Regions from separate parts of the Homo sapiens genome. Here region 1 is linked to region 2. A link is a loop called in an ENCODE intact Hi-C map of the cell type or tissue named here. Cell type or tissue: IMR-90. All regions are shown on one strand. Links, peaks and the distances in the headings refer to the core of each region. The heading gives the core; the rest is flanking DNA. Region 1 overlaps GTF2H3 (general transcription factor IIH subunit 3). Region 2 overlaps ZNF664-RFLNA (ZNF664-RFLNA readthrough).

Region 1 (11,571 bases), core at 2,090-10,089, 320 kb before region 2:
AGATGAAGTATAATACATTTTCTTCTTTGGTGTGTTTATGAAGAAAGAAAACCTCCTTAAAATTTCAGTTTTAATGTAAAATGCTGCTATAGCCATGCATAATGTTCTCTGTTGTGGAGTGGCAGCATGATGTAGTGAAAAGAGCCTGGACTTTGGAGACATGCCGAGTGGGGTGACAGCTTTCTCACCCGCTGGCTCTGTGACCACAGCCCAGCCATGTCCTGGGTGCTTCAGCTGCCAAATGCAAATATCTGCCGTGCAGAGTCACGTTGCATATTGAGTGAGCTATTTTAAGCATAGAGTATGGCATGTAGTAGGTTCTCAGTATAGGGTAATCATTATTGTTATTATTCCTGTAATATTTTCAAAATGTTTCTTTTAGAATATTTTGATTGATGCCTGTGTTTTAGACTCCGACTCAGGGCTCCTCCAACAGGTATGTTTTAAAACCATGCTTTGTGTCGGTGGTTATGACAATTAGTGATTTTTATATTGATTACAATTTAAAATGAAAGCTTTGGGTATATTGGGTTAAATAAAATATGTTATTCAGCCTAATTTTATCTATGTCTTTCCCCCTTACGTATGGAGCTACTGGAAAATTTTAAATTACATATTGCTTGCGTTATATTTCCGTTGGGCAGCACTAAAAGACAAAAACTGAATTTTACTTTAACCCGAAAGGGAAACAAAACCCTAAAGTAAGTCTGAAGAAATTACTGAGTTTTTGTTAGATGTTTTTTGGCCACAAATGTTGTTTCCTAAAGGATCAGTTACAAGCACAAAACTATGACAAACCCTGAATTTAGGTTACTGCTGGGGATGAAGGATGGGGAGAGCGAGGTCCAATGGGAAAATTTACATGCTTCAAAGGCTCTGAGATTGTACTGTTTCTTCAGCTTGATCGTAGGTATATGATGTTCATTTTATTATTTAAACCATACTTACACATTATGTATACAGACTCTTGTACATATTATATTTCAGTAGTAAAAATTCAAAAAGTTTGAATTCATTTTTTAGCAACACATTTCAGTCTACACATTGTCTATTAACTCCAAGACGATCTTGTCTCTGCCATGAATTCACATACCAGCTCTACCTCCTCAGCCCTCACATTCATTTTTCTAGTCCAGTCCCAGACTCTCCTGAGTTCCAGACTTGCAGAATCAGCCGTGTACGTAGTACCTCCTCTTGGACGTCTGGCAGGCATCTTCAGTGTCATGTGTCAAAAGCAGAGAGCTCTTGGTTTGTCCTCTCAGCCTCTTCCTGCTCCACTGGTAGCCCCATCTCCCTAAGTGGCAGTGCAGTTCACTCAGCAACTCAAGCAAAAACCTGACTCTTCCTTGTCTCTTCTCTTCCCTCCTTTCATAACCATGAGCAAATCCTGTTGATTCTGCCTTTAAAATATATCCTGGCTGAGCTCAGTGGCTCATGCCTATAATCTCAGCACTTGGGAGGCTCAGGCGGGTGGATGGCTTGAGCTCAGAAGTTTAAGACCAGCCTGGGCAACATGGCGAGACACCATCTCTATAAACAATACAAAAAAATTAGCCTATCATGGTGGTGCACGCCTGTAGTCTCAGCTGTTCGGGAGGTGGAGGCAGGAGGATTGCTTGAGCCAGGAGTTCGAAGCTGCAGTCAGCTACGATCATGCCACTGCACTCCAGGGAAACCCTGTCTCCCTCTTAAGAAAAAAAAATGTGAAAGTTGGTTCTCAGAACAGCTGTCAGAATGAAGCTTTCAAAATACAAGATTGGTGCAAAAGTAATTGTGGTTTTTGCCTTTTTTTTTTTTAACAGTAAACACTGCAATTACTTTTGCACCAACCTAATATAAATTAGAACCTGTTGCTCACTTGCTTAAAACCCTCCCATAGCCTAGCATCATACGTTGACTAAAACCCAGAGTCAGGGCCTGCCAGGGCCTTCCAGATGCTGCTTGCTGAGGCTCCTGGGAACCTTTTGCCCCGCATCTTCCACACTCTCCCTCTTCAGTCCGGCCCCACCGCCCCCTTGCTATTGCCTGAAACAGGCCTGCTTCGGCCAGAGGGGCGCTGCACTTTCTGTTCTCTCTGCTCGCAAGCTCTTCCCGCAGGTGTTTGCATGGCCTACTCCCTGCCTGCCTTCACGTCTCTACTTCTGTGCCACCTCCTCAGAGAAGCCTTCCCTGACCACCATTGTTAGTGTTACTCCCTCTCCCCTTAGCCTACTTTATTTTTCTTCATAGAAATGATCATAACCTATAACATTATTTTTGCATTTACTTACCTGATTTACTCTCTGCCTTCTCCACTAGAACCTTAACTTCATGAGGATGGACACTGTGATGTTTACTGCTGTAACCCTGCACAGTGCTCTAAAACAGTTGTTAAATGTGTAAATGAATCTAACGGACCAACTGAACCAGGACTGTACTATCAGAGGAGCCTCAGGGTCCTAGGATCGGAGCTAGGGTTTTCAGTGTAAATGGAAGCACTGCTGTGTTAAAGCGAGAAAGCTGTGTTTATGAAATGAATAGATGAATGATTGTTGGGAAAAACTATTAACATGGACAGGAAACCTTAGTGTCAGCAACCAGGAGAGCTTGAGTGTTTTGTGTCTTTGGAAAACTCTGAAGATAGCAAAAGTTTGGAAAAAGAGGACCAAATTCAAAAGAGTTTTATTTTTATTTTATTTTATTTTATTTTTAGACAGAGTCTTGCTCTTGCCCAGGCTGGAATGCAGTGGCATGATCATGGCTCACTGCAGCCTTATCCTCCCCAGCTCAAATGATCTTCCCACTCAGTCTCCCAAGTATCTGGGACCACTGGCATGCACTACAATGCCTGGCTAATTTTTTAATTTTTTGAGACAGTTTCACTCTTGTTGCCCAGGCTGGAGTGCAATGGTACGATCTCGGTGCACTGAAACCCCAACTCCTGGGTTCAAGCGATTCTCCTGCCTCAGCCTCCCAAGCGGCTGGGATTACAGGTGCCCGCCACTACGCCCAGCTAATTTTTGTATTTTTAGTAGAGACAGGGTTTTATACTCTATTGGTTAGGCTGGTATCGAACTCCTGACCTCAAGTGATCCGCGATTACAGGCGTGAGCCACCGCGCCCGGCCTAATTTTTTAAATTTATTGTAGAGACAGGGTTTCACTATGTTGCTCAGGCTGGTCTTGAATTCCTGGGCTCAAACAGTCCTGAAGCCTTGGCCTCCCAAAGTGCTGGGATTACAGGCATGAGCCACTGCACCTGGACAAAAAAGTGTTATTTCTTAAAGAGAACAGAATAAAGCCATCTCACAGTTTCTTTTTACATAATAAAATTAACAAAATACAATGAAAACAAATCTCATAAAAATTAAAAATTTTTGTGCTTCCAAGGGCACTATCAAGAAAGTAAAAAGACAACTGGGAGAGATATTTGCAAATGATGTATCTGATAAAGGGACTAGTATTCTGATTATATAAAGAACTCTTAAAATTCAAAAATAAGACAAATAACTCATTTCAAAGTGGGCCAAGGATTGAACAGCTATTTCTCCAAAGATCTGCAAATGGCCAAGAAGCACATGAAAAGATGCTTAATATCATTACCGACCAGGGAAGTGCAAATCAAAACCACAATGAGCTATTACTTCACTCCACTAGGACACATGTAATCAAAAAGTCAGCTAATAATAAATATTGGTGAGGATATAGAGAAATTGGATCCCTCCTACATTGCTGCTGGAAATGTAAAATGGTATAGCCACTTCAGGAAACAGTTCAGAACTTCCTCGAAAAGTTAAGCATAGAATTACCATGTGACTGGGGAAACCCCGTCTCTACTAAAAATACAAAAATTAGCCAGGCATGGTGGCGCATGCCTGTAATCCCAGTTACTGGGGAAGCTGAGGCAGGAGAATCACTTGAACCCAGGAGGCAGAGGTTGGAGTAAGCCGAGATTGTGCCACTGCACTCCAGCCTGGGCGACAGAGCAAGACTCTGTCAAAATATAAAAATAAAAATAAAATAATAATAATCTGCAGTGTCATATCCTCCTCTGATTTTGTAGGCCCAAGGCATTGCTCATGAGAACCTCATTCCTCTGGAAACCCTAGGTAAGTGCGAGTTTGGCAGCAAGCCGCCTGTGTCTTGCAGGCTTGTGACATCACGGGAGGACTGTACCTGAAGGTGCCTCAGATGCCTTCTCTTCTGCAGTATTTGCTGGTAAGGAGACAGCAGCGGCGACCCTGATGCCTGGAGGGAAGGATGACCTCTGTGTCCTGGGAAAGGAATGGAAGCAAGATGGCTGGTGCTAGTACTCAGGAGAAGGGAATAAATGGAGGCCTTGGAGTTCCAAGGCCTAGAAGGGTGGGCTTCATGTTATTTTTTTCCCATGTTTTAAATAAAAGTTTCTTTTGTTTGTTTGTTTTACAGTGGGTGTTTCTTCCCGATCAAGATCAGAGATCTCAGTTAATCCTCCCACCCCCAGTTCATGTTGACTACAGGGCTGCTTGCTTCTGTCATCGAAATCTCATTGAAATTGGTTATGTCTGTTCTGTGTGTTTGTCAAGTAAGTTAATGTACCTAGTTTTTCTTTTTTTTCTATGTTGGGGGGCAGGAAAACAGTTTCTCAGCTGTGTTGTTTTTCAGCCACCCTATTGTTTCTTTTTTTTTTTAATTTACAGTATTCTGCAATTTCAGCCCCATTTGTACTACGTGCGAGTAAGTATCTTTGAGATTGTGTGGGTGGCTAATACTTCACAGCTCTAGAACATTAAAAAATGTTTTCCTCTCTGTAATTTCAGGACAGCCTTTAAAATTTCTCTGCCTCCAGTGCTGAAAGCCAAGAAAAAGAAACTGAAAGTGTCTGCCTGAGGATAAAATATTTTCCCCATCTTTTAGAGCTGTTAATAGAAATTATATAGCAGATTCTTTGTTGGGAAGACTGAAAAAAATAAAGATAGGTATAGGATAATTTTTAATATGGTGACCTTACAGAAAATATTTCCCAAACATCCTTTTCATCCTGTGCTTCTGGAGGACTGATTTGTTTGAGGGAATCATTCTATGCATTATATCCTAAAATATTCTATGACTGGTTTCTGTCCATGTTTGTGGCTTTCATTTTTTTAATGGGATGACTATTAGTCAAAGTCAGCTTGTCATGACTCATCATAGGCTTTCTAACCTACTCCCTGAATCCGGGTCCTCATTGTGAAATGCATGCCATACGAAATTTGAACGTAGCTTTGGAAAAAGGGACTATTTGTGGAGTAATGGCATTAATCAACATAGAACATCTTATTTGAATCAACAGTTAACTTCAGTAGTCATGTGAATAAAATTCTTATTGTCTAAATTGAGACAGCCTCAGATATTTGCAGATATTTACTTTTTGTCTGATATCAGTACATATTTGGACAAAGTCATCTAAATAATAGTTTGTCACCAAATAACTACAAAATCTCATTTTAAATGAGTAAGGAGAACGTGTACAGAAGCAAATTTTCTTCAAAATAGTTGTGGGAAGAGCTTATATGTGAAAGCTTATGACTGGTTTTGAGGGAGAACTTACTGGAGAAAATGGACTCTATGTTAAGTATGGTTTTCAGATAGAATTCTTTCCTTTTTTAATGAGGAAAAAAAATCCACATTAATATTGAAACTGCACCTGTAATCCCAGCACTTTGGGAGGCTGAGGACAGAGGATTGCTTGAGCCCAGGAGTTCGAGAGCAGCCTGGGCAGCAAAGTGAGACCCCATCTCTACTAAAAATTTAAATGTATTTATTAAAACTGTTCTCTAGAAGCTTTGGACTGAATCCCAAAAGTGTTTATAAGTTCAAAAGCAAAAGTATTTGTAATTTCAACAACAAAAAATGTATTTCTTTATGTAATCTTGAAATTATTAAAAGTCCTTTTAGCTTCTAGCACATATTTGTACAAAGAGTTTAAGGAATGGTGGCTGGTTTGGTTTGTTTTTTAAAAATGTTTACTGACGAGGCCGGGCGTGGTGGCTCACCCCTGCAATCCCAGCACTTTGGGAGGCCGAGGCAGGCAGATCACAAGGTCAGGAGTTCAAGATCAGCCTGGCCAGTATGGTGAAACCCTGTCTCTACTAAAAATAGAAAAATTAGCCATGCGAAGTAGCAGGTGCCTGTAGTTCCAGCTACTCGGGAGGCTGAGGCAAGAGAATTGCTTGAATCCAGGAGGCAGAGGTTGCAGTGAGCCAAGATAGCGCCTCTGTACTCCAGCCTGGGTGACAGAGCGAGACTCTGTATCAAAAAAAAAAAAGATCGGGCACGTTGGCTCACGCCTGTAATCCCAGCACTTTGGGAGGCCAAGGTGGGTGGATCACGAGGTCAGGAGTGATCAGGCTGGGTTTCTGTTTTGTTTTGTTTTGTGAGACAGAGTCTCGCTCTGTTGCCCAGGCTGGGGTGCAGTGGTGCAAGCTCGGCTCTCTGCAAGCTCTGTCTCCTGGGTTCACGCCATTCTCCTGCCTCAGCCTCCCAAGTAGCTGGGATTACTACTCTACTGAACCCATGAGGCAGAAATTTGAGACCATCCTGCCCAACGTGGTGAAAACATGGTGAAACCCTGTCTCTACTAAAAATACAAAAATTAGCTGGGCGTGGTGGCAGGTGCCTGTAATCCCAGCTACTCAGGAGACTGAGGCAGGAGAATTGCTTGAACCCAGGAGGTGGAGGTTGCAGTGAGCCAAGATCAAGATTGCGCCATTGCACTCCAGCCTGGGCGACAAGAACAAAACTCTGTCTCAAAAAAAAAAAAAAAAAAAAAGTCTGTACTGATAAAACCCATTGTGTACAAAACTTTGTATGTAAGGAAGATTTTAATTTTCTCTTTATACAAGCTGAGTCATATTTAAATAATTTGATGTTGGCTTAGATAATTTCAGATAGATTTTATATTCTGGATTTGTGTTTTTGTTAACAAATATACAAAGACTTTGGTGATCACTTTGCAAATATTTGTTAATCCTTGAGTTTGAGAACCTGTCTTTTAAAAATAATATTTTGTATACTAATTAAGTGTAATGGAAATCACAATTTTAAGTCTAGGAAATAAAGTATTATATATACTTTCAAACAAGCTAGCAAGGCTTTTATTATTACTTTTTTATTTGAAATATCTTATATATTTGGTTAGTTCTGTTTAACTTGTTTTTAACTGTTGCCCTTATGAGTTATTTTATATAAATTTTTACAATAAAATAATTTGATTTTCATATTTGGTTGAATTATTTCCTTTCATTCATTGTTTATCTCATGCTCATTCAACTCTTCTTCAAATGTGTACTTTTAAACTGCATTTGGTCAAATGCCAGACAATTTTTTATTCAACTCCGAAGTACTTTAATTTCAAATCTTGGTCTGCGTGCAGTGGCTCACGCCTGTAATCCCAACACTTTGGGAGGCTGAGGCAGGAGGATCACTTAAGCCTAGGAGTTCAAGACCAGCCCGGGCAGCATGGCAAAACCCTGTCTCTAAAAAAAATATAAAAATTAGCCAGGTGAGGTGGTTCATGCCTGTAGTCCCAGCTACTCCAGAGGCTAAGGTGGGAGGATCGCTTGAGCCCAAGAGGCGCAGGTTACAATGAGTCATGATCATGCCACTGAACTCCAGCCTGGGTGACAGAGTGAGACCCTGTCTCTAAATAAATAAATGCTCCTGGTTTTTGTATGTTGATTTTGTATCCTGCCACTTTACTTATTTCATCAGTTCTAATAGTTTTTTGGTGGTGTCTAGGTTTTTTCGGATATAAGATCGTATCATCTGCAAACAAGGATAATTTTACTTTTTCCTTTTTAATTTGAATACCTTTTATCTCTTTCTCAGGACTTATTGCTCTAGCTAGGACTTTCAACACTATGTTGAATACCAGTGGTGAAAGTGGGCATCCTTACCATGTTCCAGATTTCAGAGGAACGGTTTTCAGTTTTTTTCCTGTTCAGTACGATACTAGCTGTGGGTCTGTTATATGTGGCTTTTGTGTGTGTGTGTTGAAGTATGTTCCTTCTTTGCCCAGTTTTTTGAGGGTTTTTATCATGAAAGGATGTTGAATTTTATCAAATGCTTTTTGAGCATCCATTGAAATGATCAGATGGCTTTTGTTCTTCCTTCGGTTGACACGATGTATCACATTGATTGAGTTGCCTATGTTGAACCATCCTGTTGAACCATCCTTGCATCCCTGGGATGAATCCTACTGGGTCATGATGAATGATTTTTTTTTTTTTTTTTCGAGATGGAGTTTCGCTCTTGTCACCCAGGCTGGTGTGCAATGGTGTGATATCAGCTCACTGCAACCTCTGCCTTCCTGGTTCAAACGATTTCCCTGCCTCAGCCTCCCAAGTAGCGGGGATTACAGGTGCCTGCCACCATGCCCAGCTAATTTTTTTGGATTTTTAGTAGAGACTGGGTTTCACCATGTTGGCCAGGCTGGTCTTGAACTCCTGACCTCAGGTGATCCACCTGCTTTGGCCTCCACAAGTGCTGGGATTACAGGCATGAGCCACCACACCTGATTGAATTATCTGTTTTTTTTTTGGTTTGTTTTTTTTTTGTATTGAGATGGAGTCTTGCTCTGTCACTCATGCTGGAGTGCAGTGGCCTGATCACGGTTCACTGCAACCTCTGCCACCTGGGTTCCAGCGATTCTCCTGCCTCAGCCTCCTGCGTATCTGAGATTATAGGTATGCGCCACCATGCCCGGCTAATTTTTTTGTATTATTAGTAGAGACGGGGTTTCACCATGTTGGCCATGCTGGTCTCGAACTCCTGACCTCAAGTGATCCACCCACCTTGGCCTCCCAAAGTGCTGGGATTACAGGTGTGAGCCACCATGCCCGGCCTGAATGATCTTTTTAATGTGTTGTTGAAGTTGGTTTGCTGGTGTTTTGTTGAGGATTTTGCATCAATGTTCATCGGAGATATTGGTCTGTAGTTCTTTTGTTGTTGTTGTTGTTTTTTTTTTGAGACAGAGTCTTACTCTGTTACCCAGGCTGGAGTACAGTGGCACGATCTCCACTCACTGTAACCTCTGCCTCCCAGATTTAAGTGATCCTCCCGCCTCAGCCTCCCAAGTAGCTGGGAGTACAAGCATGCGCCACCACACTCGGCTAATTTTTGTATTTTTAGTAGAGACGGGGTTTTGCCATGTTGGCCAGGCTGGTCCCGAACTCCTGACCTCAAGTGTCCACTACCTCAGCCTCCCAAAGTGTCAGGATTACAGGCGTGAGCCACTGCGCCCTGCTGGTTTTCCAATTTATTGGCATATAGTTGCTCATAGTAGTCTCTAATGATCCTTTGAATTTCTGTGATATCAGTTGTAATGTCTTCTTCATCTCTGATTTTACTTATTTGGGTCTTTTTTTTCTTAGTCTGGCTAAAGGTTTGTCAATTTTCTTCTTTTCAAAAAACCAGCTTTTCATTTTGTTGATCTTCTGAATTTTTTAACTTGTAGTTTCATTTATTTCTGCTCTTGCTCTTTATTATTTCTTTTCTTTTCTTTTTTGTGACGGAGTCTTGGCGCTGTCCCCCAGGCTGGAGTGGAGTGGCACAATCTCGGCTCACTGCAACCTCTGCCTCCTGGGTTCAAGCGATTCTCCTGCCTCAGCCTCCCAAGTAGCTGGAACTACAGGCATGTGCCACCATGTCTGGCTAATTTTTGTATTTTTAGTAGAGATGGGGTTTCACCATGTTGGCCAGGCTGGTTATGAACTCCTGACCTCAGGTGATCCACCTGCCTTGGTCTCCCAAAGTGCTGGGATTATAGACGTGAGCCACCATATTATTTCTTTTCTAATATTAACTTTGGATTTGGTTTACTCTTTTCTAGTTCTTTAAGAAGCATCATTAGGTTGTTTATTTGAAGTTTTTCTACTTTTTTGATAAAGGTACTTACTGCTATAAGGTCTCCTCTTAGTACTGCTTTTGCTGTATTCCATAGGTTTTGGTATGTTTTTCCATTTTCGTGTGTTTCAAGGAGTTTTTAAATTTTCCCTCTTAATGGCCGGGCGCAGTGGCTCGTGCCTATAATCCCAGCACTTCGGGAGGTCGAGGTGGGCGGATCACAAGGTCAAGAAAATGAGACCATCCTGGCCAACATGGTGAAACCCCATCTCTAGTAAAAATACAAAAAATTAGCTGGGCGTGGTAGCGGGTACCTGTAGTCCCAGCTACTCAGGAGGCTGAGGCAGGAGAATTGCTTGAACCCGGGAGGCGGAGGTTGCAGTGAGCTGAGATCGTGTCACTGCACTCCAGCCTGGTGACAGAGCAAGACTCTGTCTCAAAAAAAAAAAAAAAAAAAATCCAACTCTTAATTTCTTCATTGACCTACTGATCATTCAGCAGCATGCTGTTTAATTTCCTTGTGTTTGTATACTTTCCAAAGTTCCTCTTGTTATTGATTTCTGATTTTATTCCATTGTGATCAGAGAAGATGCTTGATCTGGGGCTGGGCATGGTGGCTCATGCCTGTAATCCCTGCACTTTGGGAAACCGGGTGGGTGGATCACCTGAGGTCAGGAGTTCAAGACCAGCCTGCCCAACATGGTGAAACCCTGTCTCTACTAAAAATATAAAGATTAGCTGGGCGTGGTGGTGCACACCTGTAATCCTAGCTACTCAGGAGGCTGAGGCAGGAGAGTCGCTTGAACCTGGGAGGCGGAGGTTGCAGTGAGCCAAGACCGTGCCATTGGACTCCAGCCTGGGGGACAAGAGTGAGACTCCATCTCAAGAAAAAAAAAAAAGAGAGAGATGCTTGTTCTTATTATTATTTTTTTTTTGTAAAGACTTGTGACCTAACATATGATCTATTCTTGACGATGATTCATGTGCTTAGAAGAATGTATTCTATAGCCATTAGATGAAATGTTCCATAAATATCTATTAGGTCCATTTGGTCTATAGTGCAAATTAGGTCTGATGTTTCCTTGTTGATTTTCTGTCTGGATAATCTGTCCAATGCTGAAAGTGGGAGGTTGAAGTCTCCAACTGTTATTGTACTGGGGTCTATCTCTTTCTTTAGCCCTAATAATATTTGCTTTATATATCTGAATGCTTCAGTATTGGCTGCATATATGTTTACAATAGTTATATTCTCTTGCTGAGCCTCTTATTATATAATGACCTTCTTTACCACTTTTTTTTTTTTTTTTTGAGACAGAGTCTCACTCTGTCACCCAGGATGGAGTGCAGTGGCATGATCTCAGCTCATTGCAACCTCCACCTCCCGGGTTCAAGTGATTCTCCCACCTCAGTCTCCCGAGTAGCTGCAATTACAGGCACCTGCCACCACGACCAGCTAATTTTTTTTTTTTTTTTTTTTTAGGCAGAGTCTCGCTCTGTCGCCCAGGCTGGAGTGCAGTGGTGTGTTCTCAGCTCACTGCAAGCTCTGCCTCCCGGGTTCACGCCATTCTCCTGCCTCAGCCTCCCAAGTAGCTGGGACTACAGGCACCTGCCACCATGCCCAGCTAATTTTTTTGTATTTTTAGTAAAGATGAGGTTTCACCATGTTAGCCAGGATGGTCTCAGTTTCCTGACCTCGTGATCCTCCCACCTCGGCCTCCCAAAGTGCTGG
Region 2 (11,571 bases), core at 1,904-9,903:
TTTCAATGTAATTACAATTGAAATCCCAGTGGGAATTCTTCTGGACACTAGATAAATTGCTTCTAAAACTCTTTTATAGGAGTAAATGTCCTAGAATGGCCAAAAAATGACAAACGTTTTTAATGGAAAAGTAGTGTTGGGGGATTTGCTATATGAGAAGTCAAAGCATACTGAAATGCTGCAGTAATATAAATGGTGAACACAAGAATAGACAGATTGACGCCTGGAGCAAAGTAGAATCCAGTAACAGACCCATTTTTATATCAGAATTTAGTATATGATAAAGTTGGTGTTTTGCAACAGTTGGGAAATTATAATTCAGTGTGTTGTATAGGGATAAGTGGCTCTTTATTTAGAAAGAAAGATCCTACTTCACATTCAAAATAACTTAGATGGATTAAGGAACTAACTAAAAAAACCTATAAAAGCATTAGAAGGAAATATAAGAGAATTTGTTATGTAGAAGGATACACTGGAAATGATGTGTTTTAGGTAGGCCATTTAGGTAAGACCAAGACCTAAAATCATAAATGAAAGGATTGATAAATTTGACTATAATCACAGTTGATAATTCTGTGACAAAAAGCGTTACAGAGTGACAGACTGGGAAAACAACCTGTAGCATGTATAAAGAATAAATAGAATTAACAAATTAGGTAATGAATTGAGGATATGAATAGTTCTTAGATAAATGTGTTCAAACAGTGAAGAGAAATTCAACCTCATTGTGATTAAGAGAATGGAAATTTAAAAACTAGATTTTTTTGTTGGGAGGAGGGCATCAGGCAAAAATTAAAAACTATCCAGCGATGTAAAAGAGGCACCTAATACATTGTTGGGACATAAAATTTTTCCAAGTTTTTAGATGGCAATTTTGGCAGAATTTTATCAAAATAAAAGTACACGTTGATTTAGCAGCTACACTTCAAGGAATCTGTGCTATTTTCATAGGAGAACATACGTTAATATAAACAATGTCTATTGCAGCGTCATTTATAATGAAAAATTGAAGATAATCACAATAAATTTTGGTACCCATATACTGTGGAATATCAAGTAGCGTTTTGTTTTTTGTGGGATTTTTTGTTTGTTTTGTTTTGAGACAGGGTCTTGCTCTGTTGCCTAGGCTGGAGTGCAGTGGTACGGAATGTGGTTCAGTGTAGCCTCAGCCTCCTGGGCTCAAGTGATCTGCCTCAGCCTCTCAAGTAGCTGGGACCACACACACACACACACACCACTACACCTGGCTGATTTTTAAATTTTTTTTGTAGAGACGGAGTCTCACCACGTTACCCAGGCCAGTCTTGAACTCCTGGCCTCAAGTGATCCTCCCGCCTTGGCCTCCCAAAGTGTTGGGATTACAGGCATGAGCCACCATGTCTAGCCTATTAGTTTTTTATATAGAGAGGTAGATTTGTATGTACTGACATAGCCTGTATGGATGTCTAGAATATACTGTTGAGCCAAAAAAGCAAGCTTAATCTCATTTTTTGTAAGATACAAAACAAAATAATGAAGGGTGAGTGTGTGTATATATATATATTCTGAATAAGAATTAGAAAAAGACTAGAATACCTGAAAACATTTAATTCTGATTACTTCATGGGAAAAGCCTAGGGGAGACTGGTTTTTCATATCACATGTGTTTGCATTGCTTCAGTTTTTTTTACAATGGGCATTTACTTTTGTAAGGAAGATGTTACAATTTCTCACCAATTTCATGAAGGTCTAGATTTAGACAAAAATATACAGTGCCTAGTACCTAAAAGGATGTGGTAAAAATGACACACTCTTATGTTACATTGGCCATATGTGTCAAGAGTCTTAAAATTATTTACATTTCTTGATGGTCTAGGAACCATCAAAAGAATATTTTTAAATACAGAGAAAAGCTTTCTGCACAAAATATGTATATTGTAGAATTATATTTATGGGCACAGTTTGCAGAATGGTTATGATACATCCCCTATATCATATATTTAGTGGCAAATAACATTGCCATTAAAAACGTTTATGAAGAAAATATATTAAAATGCTTATGATAGTGTTAAGTGGAAGGAAATCAGGATACACAATTGTATACCTGATATGATGAAAACGCCCCAAAAAAAGTCCCAGCAGCCTTCCAGTAAAACCTATGAATGGCAAAAATATGTAGAAGAAATTAGATGGAAATCTTAAGAATTGTGGAATTCGGTAGGATGTCGGGTGATTTAAATAATCTTTTTTGTATTTGCCAAGATTACATGTACCTGTATTACATGTATGATGGAACATTTGATTTAACAAAGTATATCTGGGACATGATAGCTACATGGCAAATAGACATGAGCACTTTTTTTTTTGGTTAAAGCCAATGAATAAATTTGGAATTTACACTGAAAATGATTGGGACCCATTGAAAACTTGTGAGTAGGGTAAGAACAATCCATTTTGCATTTTAGAAGGTTACATTAGAGTAGATAATGGATTAGAGGGAAGCAAGACTGGAGGCTTTTGTAGAATTCCAGGGAAGATGATGGTGGCTTGAGTTAAGTTGAGACAATGCAGGTACACAGTGGAGAGTTTCCAGAGGTATTTGGAAGAGAGTGGCTAGACCTTTGTGATGGGGGGAAGTCAATGATATTGACTTGGGCAATTGAGGGGAGAGTGGACTCATTTACTATAGTTGGGAATTGGCTATGGTTTGAATATTTGTCCCCTCCAAAACTCATGTTGAAACTTAATCCCCAATGTGACAGTGTTGAGAGGTGGGGCCTTTCAGAGGTTTGGCTCATGAGGGCAGAGCCATTCATAGATTAATGGGTTGTCATGGGAGGGGACCTGGGGGCTTTATAAAAAGAAAAGAGATCTGAGACAGCATGTTAACATGCTCAGCCCCCTCTCATCGTGTGATGCCCTGTGCCGGCTCAGGGCTCTTTGGAGAGTCCCCACCAGCAGGAGAGCTGTCACCAGATGTGGTCCTGGGCTTTTTCAGCCTCCATAACTGTAAGAGATAAATTTCTTCATAAATTATCCAGTTTCAGGTATTCTCTTGTAAGCAATAGAAAACAGATTAAGACAGGAATATAGTAGGCTTTGGTGAGGAAGTGACTGATTCAGTTTTGGATGTACTTGAGTTTGAAGGTCTTATAGGACACATAGGTGTGTCACGAAGAGGATTTACAAAGAATAATTTTACAGTACACATGTTTTGCTGTAAGAATGACTAGATACTATACATAGCTATGGTATTAAAATCAATATTTCTACATGGTAAATTTTTCTTGCAATATAGTTGTACTTCTGTAAATTGGGGCATATCTGTCTAGATAGACTGGACCATTGATATTTTTCACATAGAATTATTTGAGACTGCATGACCTCGACTTCAGATAATACCATGATTGTCTTTGGGGTTCATTGGGTAGACTCTTGCCTCTCTGAGTGGGTGGTGGAGGTTCCTCTGGGCATTAGTGGTCCTTTTGTCAGTCATCCTGTTGTCAGAGTACACCTGACTTCTGGGAGTGATTTCTCTTCATCTTGGTAAACTGGTCCCTTCCACGTAGGGGCAGGCCAGGAAATAGGCAGAGTGGTGCCCTTTCATCCATGTGTGAGTGCCCACCTGGCTGTTAATAGTATGGCTGGAGCATGGGTACCTTGAAGGACAAGTGGAGAAAAGGTAGCGGAGAAAGTGCCTGCCAAGGTAACAGAAGTCATTAGAGAGGAAGGTAGATGTCTTCATCAGAGGTTGGGGCCCAGTCGCTGGGAAGTTGGTGGCAGTCAGTGTGGCTGTGCTCTTTGCCTTCATCTCCCAGGCTTCTCCTGCTCACTGTGTGTCTGCCCTATGCTTCTATGTGTGCCTGCCCTCCCCCTAATCTCTTCTCTCGCTTGGCAGTAAATAACACGTGACCCCAGGTGGTCACTCTGGAAGGCCATTCTGAAACTCTAACTTCTGCCAGCTCACATCACAGACCCAGTCTTTCCACTTCCCACTTCCCAATTCCAAATTCTCTAGAAGGACAATCTGATTGGCTTAGCTTGGGTTCCACGCTCACCGTATCGGTTTTACTGTTGCAGCGCTTACAGGAGCAGATTCATTTAGTGTGAGCCTGGTGGACTGGCTAGAAGGGAGTGCAGACGAGGACACTCAGGAGAGACGTCCTGGAAGTTAGAAAGTTTCAAGAATGGACAGGAGCAGTAGTTTCAAACGGCCTAGAGATGTAATAAAGGGATCAGGAGTGAATCTTAGATTTAGCAAATTGAAGTCTTTCAGCCCAGGTTGAAAGTTGTGTCTACTGGGCATGGTGGCTCATGCCTGTAATCCCAGCACTTTGAGGGGCCAAGGCAGGCAGATGGCTTGAGGCTGGGAGTTTGAGACCAGCCTGGGCAACATGGCAAAACCCCGTCTCTACCAAAAATACAAAAATTAGCCAGGCATGGTGGCACACACCTGTGGTTCCAGCTACTTAAGAGGCTGAGGTGGGAGCATCACTGGAAGGCAGGGCTGTAGTGAGCCATGATCACGCCACTGTACTCCAGCCTGGGTGACAGAGCGAGACCCTGTCTCAAAAAAATAAAAAAAGAAAGCAAGCAAGTTGTGCTACAGCTAATCCATGTGGGAGAGTCACAAGGTGGAACCAATGGCTATGATTACTCATTTGTAAGACACTGAAAGAAGAGAATTTTTAAAATACAATTTAATTTTGAAGATGTAGCAGAAGCATTCAAAATGTAATTTTAAAAATATAATTCGTATTGCTTTTTAACGCTAAAACATTTCTACACCTTTATTCTGATTCTGAAATACACAGTGTCTCTTGTGTCACTTGATACATTATAAGAAATTCAGTAAAGCTATTCTAGAACTCATTTATTTTTCATACCCCTGAAAGTTCATAAAATAATCATAGGTTATTTCCATATCTTATTTTGCAGTGTGTTCTATGATATTGTGACAGAGCTTGTGAGGAAGCCTTTATAGCCAGAGCAGACCCCTGTCCCAAAGATGATGAACTCTGCCACTTAGGTTAACAATACAACAGTTCATAGAAATAATTGGAACCATTTTTCTTCTGCAGAGTAAATCCTGTATGTCCCTCTGGCTTTCAAAATATCACTTTTGGATGTGTAGTTCAAATATGTTTAGGATTGAGCCTGATGGGGGTTTAAGAATATTTCATTGATTCAAAGTACTCGGTGTTGGCTAGAAAACATGTCAAGTTTCTCAGTTAACCGATGTTCAATAAATTACTTTTAATACTATAACTTTACATTGTGATAGGACTAGGACCTTGTGGTAAGCCTCCAGACTCACAGTTAGAATCAGAGAACCTGCACAAAGCGGGTTGCATGCATTTTCATGATGCTTGGCAACTAGAGGTAGTAACCCATTGTGACATTGATTTCAAGTCCTAACTCCTTAGTGTGAAGAGCCGAGGTTTCTGAGCAGGTGTTTGAGTGCCCTCTGGAGGCCTTGTGAACAGTTGAAATGTGGACTCCTAGCAAAGCTTTCTTTCACAGCCAGAGTTGAGAACCAGTGGGCGAGATGGTTGAAACTGGTGTGGATGTTAGGAGCAGAGGAGAGGGGAGATGGAACTCATGGGAATGAACTAGTGTTTACAAGAGCTTGCCCGGCCAACTGATAATACTGGGTTTATGCAGTGAGTGTAGAACACAGAGGCCGTAGGGTCACAGAAGGAGCCAAGGGAGTGTGGCCAGTAATGTCCAGTGGGATAAAGAACAAAAAGTGCCCTTGGATTGGCCAAGAGAAGGCCGACAATGAGAGAGGAACCTCGGTGGTGTGGTGTTGGATTGAGGCATGAGTGGGAAGTGAAGCAATAGAAATCTGGAAAAATCAGTCTTTAAGAGGTCTGGATGGGGAAATGGAGGGTGGGGCCAGGGAGACAGGGTAGCTAGAGAAGGCCTGGGATTAAATGCTGTTTTTCCTTAAGGTTGGGGGAGACTTCTGCATTGTGTTTAAATGCTGAAGGGAAGAAACAAGCACAGAAAGAAAACAGTTGAAAGGGGTGTGGGGGCCGGGGAGGAGGAGAGAGTTGGTTTCAAAGTTCTTTGCCTGGGAGATCTGTTGAGGGAAGAAGTTGCCTTTTATAGGGACTTTGAGTTTGTCAAAGTAGTGATTTTCAGTTTATCGTGGGATGATGGGGAAATAATTCTAGTAGGCAGTTGGAGATACAGGTAAGAAGAAAAGACTGTGTTAAGAAACTGTGGCATCATCATCATGGAAATGGTCATCATTCCAGCCAAGCAGGTAGTTGAGCTAAAAAATGGAGACAGGACATACTGTATGGAGGACTCCTATATTTAGGCATAGGCATGTGAGATGGCAGACACAATCAGCAAGGCCAGAGGAAAAGTGAGAATGTGCAGGGAACTGGGAGCCGAGGAGACCGTAGACTAGGATTCAGGGTGAGGCAGGAGGAACGGCCCCAAGATTTGACTCTGAGAGCAGTTTTGTAGTGGGGGTGGGGGTACAGAATGGTGTGTGGGAGGTGCACACAGAAGGTATTATAGATGCTGTGGAGGAGCTCAGTAGTGAAAGTGAGAAGAGTGAATTGGTCTTAGTCGGGGGATGGCTCCAGAGAACACATGTCACTTATCTGTGCATATGAAATTAGAGCTGTAATCAACAATGACTCTAGAAAGGATTATTTTTGCTTTTTTGTTTTTAACACCATCATCTCAGAATATAAGATCTAAGTTTCATGTAACTTTTGTGCCACTTCCTACTCTTCTCAGATTGAGAATCTGACCAGAAGGAAGAAAATGTCTAGGTCTATTCATGACATTTGAGGGAGTTCTTGCAGGAGAGAGTAAATGTGACTGATTTTTGATTTACTATTCTGACACACGTCAAATGTTAAATCCTTTAAATCTATGAGACCATTTGCTATCATAAATGACATTTTAAAAAACTTCTTGGTAAAACTAATAGTATGGCTAATAGAAGTTATTTGGCTTCACTTATTTAAAATATTTCGTTAAGAAAAGATAACAGATTCCTAATATCAGAAGTGGTAAAATAACTGTGTTTAAATCTGGGAGGTGGGATTTGACCTCTCACTTTAGACTGAGTGCCCAGTTTGAGCGGCCAGGCGTACAGTTTAAGCATACACTTATCCAAGGGGTGGAATGGCAGGTTCCAGCTTAGGCCCAAACACGTCCGCTGCTGTGGGACTGGTGCGAAGATCTGTGAAGGCCTTAAGCCATTAAACTTTTGGAGGCCTTTACTATGTCATATCAAACATTAAATCACCCATGTCCCACATAAAATTAGCTTGTACAAAACCATATGAGTTAAGCTTTGATTGGCTATAGACATTTAACATTTATTAACTTTAATTTTGCAATTTTCTTTTCATGTTTTGCATCCAGTAATGTTTTTTTTCAGATCTGAAACATTTACATAGGTCTTCGAGATGCTCATGAGCCTTAGGGACTGTGCCTATATACCTAGAGATAAGACATCCCAGTTCTGCTGGGAAGTGGACATTGGGTATGTCTAGGCATGTCTGGCGGGGGGCTGGAGGGGGTGGGCTTGCCCAGAATCTGTTTGTTTGTGGCACTGAGGCACCTCCTGGGAAAACTTCATCTTAAGGGGGAGTTGAAGGAAGTGTTTTAGTTAGGGATTTTTTGTTGCAAAGAACAGAGTTTCATTCAGACCACTTTCTGTACAAGGGGCTATATTGGAGGATGCATGTGGATCAGACCCATGAGGAACTCAGGCTGTCCAGAGACAAGCCACAGTCTTCCCATGGACAGTGAGGTCTCTCACGGCATCACTCATTTCTTTGTGTCTTTCTCCTCTTGCTGCCATCTGGCTTGTTTTTCCCTCCTCTGTATGTCTTTTCTAACCTTTTAGCTCCTCCTTGCTTATAGATTCTACTTCCTCATGAGTTTGGTTTGCTGTGATTTGATGACCTCCGCAGTCATTTTGCGGATCATAACCTCTCAGCTTCATCTCTCACAGCTGATAACCTCATTCTCTCAGTATTGCTTAGATTCCTGAGAGAGAGGGAATCTGATTTTGTTTTGCTTTTATTGTTGTTCCAAGCCACATCATATGTCAGAGTTAAGCTCTTGGGTCAGATGTCTGCACTTGGTCTCAGAAGTGGTCATGTGGCCGATGGCTGCCTGGGCCTACCCTTAAAGCTGAAGCAGTTCCCATTAGTAGGATTTGTAGGCTAGCAGGCACCATGATTGGCATGTATAGTTCAGTAAGGGAGGAAAAAACCTGGCCCAATATCAAGACCACTTGAAATTCCTCCAAATGTATTCCTGCCCTTTAAAATATTATCCTGCTAACAGCTTTCATTCTAAGTTGAACCTTTATTCCCACAGAGAAACTAAAATAGCTAAATGTGTTGAAAGCATTTTCACTTTTCCATTTTCTTCCTGTTTTATTCAGTCTCTGACAGTGCAGGGCCACTCAGCATAGTCTACAGGACTCTATTTCTAATGTTAGTGATTTCTGCTGAAAATGATATAGCAACTTCAGATAGCTATTAGCAAGATGGATCATTCTAACCACATGCCTTTCACATAATCCTTTCCCCCAAAGCTCTGGGGAGCTGTAGAGGCATACTGTAATCCAGCACTGTCCCCAGATTGACAACAGCTAGAAAAACATGTAAATGTCCCATCCACATGTAGATACGGCAGCAGTGTGAACCTAAGTTCCTTAATATATCATAACTCCCAGGGGAAAGTGAAGTTCCCCAAACTTAAAGCTAGATCTTGAGATCTATACCTAAACTTCTCTGAACAATTATAGAATATAGCAGAGGCGGGGAGGTAGTAGATGGAATAAATAAAATAATGATAATGATAGCTTTGTTGAGCCCTTGAAATTTGCCAGGCAGTGTTTTAAGTACTTCTCATGGATTAATTGATTTAATCCTTAAATTACCTTATCAGATCAGCTGCCTTTATTATCTCCATTAACTCATTCTTAACCTCCTAGGTGAAGGTTACACAGCAGGTATGCAGTAGGGCCAGGACATGAACTCACCCAGTCTGACTCCAGTTTGTGCTTCTTCAGTACCCTGAGAGACTGGAAAATCCGTGAAAAAACACTATTGATTGTTTATTCCCTGGCATTTTAGCCAGTCTGAGTCAGTTATCTTATACCTATGAACCTTAAACTCATTTTGGATCTGGTTCCCATCACGAGGCTAATTGTGATAATGGGATACCTATATCTTGGAGGGAAGTTGTGCAGAGTGCCTGGATTTTCCTTTCTGTGGTTTCTCAGATTTGCTCATCCCTTCTTTGGACCTCCATGCCTTGAATCCCATATATTTATATAAATCCCAGATGTAAATAGGTCTGTCCTATCTTCTGAGCTGGGACCCCACGTTTATAGTAGCTAGTTCATGAAAACATTTTGTGATCCTAAATTCTCTATAAATAAACCCATTTTTCTCTTTGCATTTCTCCCATCCAGCAGGATCCTAAGGCCTTTGTAGTCCTTCAGCCACTGTGGGCCCTGCCTCTGCCTGTTCTTCTGGAATGTCTTGGGGGTTTTGATCCTGTCACTGTGGTAAGTTTTCCCCTTGTTTCACCATTTGTCCTAGATGGAGAATCCCCCTTGAGTATTTTAAGCCAAAGCTGTCTCTAGAATTTTTTCTGAGCATGTGCCCTTTGGGCTCAGTGAGGAAGCAGCTCTCCGTGCACGCTCTTCCTGACCTCTCGCCTTTATCTGGCATTGGATTCCCCAGATCTTGGACCACCTTCCTTACTCTAAAGATGTCAGAAACATTTTTGTCCAACTCTTTTTGTTCCCTGGGATCTTCATTTTCTTCTTTCCATGTGAACCATTGGTTATTAAAACTTTGTTTCAGTTGTCCCATTTTCTTCTGCCATCTTGGAGGCCTTACATGGATTCTAGATCTCATGCCACCCTTTGTCTTTTTCTTCTGTTGTTCCTATCCTCACCGAGCTATCAAAACTTTTTAAAAGCTCGGTTGCTTTGTAAATTTCTGGTGTTTTTTTTTTCCCCAACGTCTGAATAATAGCTTTTTCCTTAAATATGAGTTCCTGAAAATCTTCTTACCTGAGGATTATGGTTTCACATTGATCTGTGCAGACTTGATTCTGAGTGTCATTGTGTTCCCAGCACAACTATTTTTTTACTTTGTTTTCTCTTTGGATTTGTTCTTTTTTAAAGATTTTTTTTTCCCTTCTTTGGCTCAACTCAAGAAGGCAACATATATAGGACAGGTATTTGTTTATCTTTATTTGGTCATTGCTGAAATCCAGAATACTCCAGTTGAGCATACAGTCTAGATCTCTGTGATTCACAGACATCATGAAATTGTATGTTATTTCCATGCATAGCTGGGCAGGAAGAGAAAGGAAAGCCCTTGTCTTGATAGCTGCTGGCTTCTGGGGGCATGAGCTTCTTGTCATTTCCCCTGCTGCCAGAGGCTGGTTTCTCAGGCCCTGGGCTTCTGCCTTCCCAGACTTCACTTTCCCATGCAACAAGGAGGATTGGCTGTGGGAGGTAAAGGATATTGTGTTGGCCTCTGTCCTAGTGGGTCTAGTGACTGTGCGTTGTTAGAAGGCTAAGCCTATGTAGATGTGTGATGTCTTTTCTTTTTCCTGGCTGTATGTGGCTAGAGTGGTAAGGCTGGGGCTGCCCCTGAACGGAAAGGTCTTGACCACCTCTCTTCCTTTTCTCTCTTTTCCCATGTGCTGGATTGGTTTCCAGGTGACTGACCTATTTAGAAGTGGGGGCAAGTGGACCCTGGCACAAGGGCAAATGTTCTCTCTTCTCTCTCTCTTTCTGGCTGCATTATCTCCTGTGCTGATTTGGGTAACCTCGGCCAGTCTTTATCGTGAGTGGTAAGACCAAAGAGTCATGTCTAATATTTTATGAATTCCTTTTCATTCCCGTATGCGCTTTGGTCCCAGTTTAAGATTGCCACTAATGTAGGGAAAAGGAGTTCTCCATGTGATCCAGCCTACCTTATGGAATGCTGCATTGGAAATTGGATTCACAGGCCCAGCTAATAATGAAGTGTTCTGTATTTTCAGTTCAGTCCTGTGTACATGTCCATCTAGGGTACCTAGAAGTTAGGGGTGTTTGCTGAGCCCACTGGCCAGATTTGCTATTAGCCATTAATAACATACATTTTCAGAACAGTACTGGATCAACCTCCAGTGCCAGTCCTACAAGATCAAAAGCCTGAAGGCCAGAGTTCTGCATAATTTGTTGTGACCATTCCCTGGCCCTCTCTGAGAGTATAGTGGCAATAAATTTCTGTCCATCCATGCAGATACTGAATTCTATTCTTAGGATTCTCATCATCTCTGTTGATTTTTGGCTGTAAGAGGTCACCTGCTCTTGCACTTTGTGCTTCCTGAATGAGCCTACTCAAAAATCTCTCTCCCTTGCTTGCTTTGGTTTGCCAGACAATACATGTTACGAATTGTGACCCAGGTATAAAAATAGCCAGACTCTTGATGTACTTAAGAATAGTCACATTCATGGAGTCAAGAAAGTAGAATGGTGGTTACTGGGGCTGGGGGAGAGGTAAAAGGGGAGTTGTTATTGAATGGGGACAGAGT

What was found. Peaks named below come from ENCODE experiments on the same cell type or tissue, not always from the same donor. Only the 100,000 strongest peaks of a DNase experiment are listed, where the experiment ranks them.
Region 1: a loop joins it to region 2, with 3 times the contacts of the local background. A loop is called at or near these places in 4 of 110 quality-filtered maps.

Annotation. Positions count from the first base shown.
Region 1 is chr12:123,655,389-123,666,959 of GRCh38, forward strand. It overlaps GTF2H3 (general transcription factor IIH subunit 3), which reads left to right. Exons shown (of 13, transcript NM_001516.5): 9 at 383-436; 10 at 4,128-4,196; 11 at 4,407-4,542; 12 at 4,658-4,694; 13 at 4,778-7,216. The coding sequence ends at 4,847. Among named protein-coding and RNA genes, the nearest start is that of TCTN2, 9.9 kb to the right of the region's middle. RefSeq lists an enhancer at 3,950-5,149. In IMR-90, for the core only: no CTCF peak of the experiment used is centred there; a DNase peak (open chromatin) is centred at 5,163; H3K27ac peaks cover 718 bases.
Region 2 is chr12:123,978,598-123,990,168 of GRCh38, forward strand. The region is part of intron 2 of ZNF664-RFLNA (ZNF664-RFLNA readthrough); the gene reads left to right. It overlaps ZNF664 (zinc finger protein 664), which reads left to right. Exons shown (of 5, transcript NM_152437.3): 3 at 9,446-9,541. Among named protein-coding and RNA genes, the nearest start is that of ZNF664-RFLNA, 11 kb to the left of the region's middle. RefSeq lists a silencer at 5,416-5,475 and an enhancer at 5,666-5,735. In IMR-90, for the core only: a CTCF peak has its summit at 5,450 (motif pointing left); a DNase peak (open chromatin) is centred at 5,434.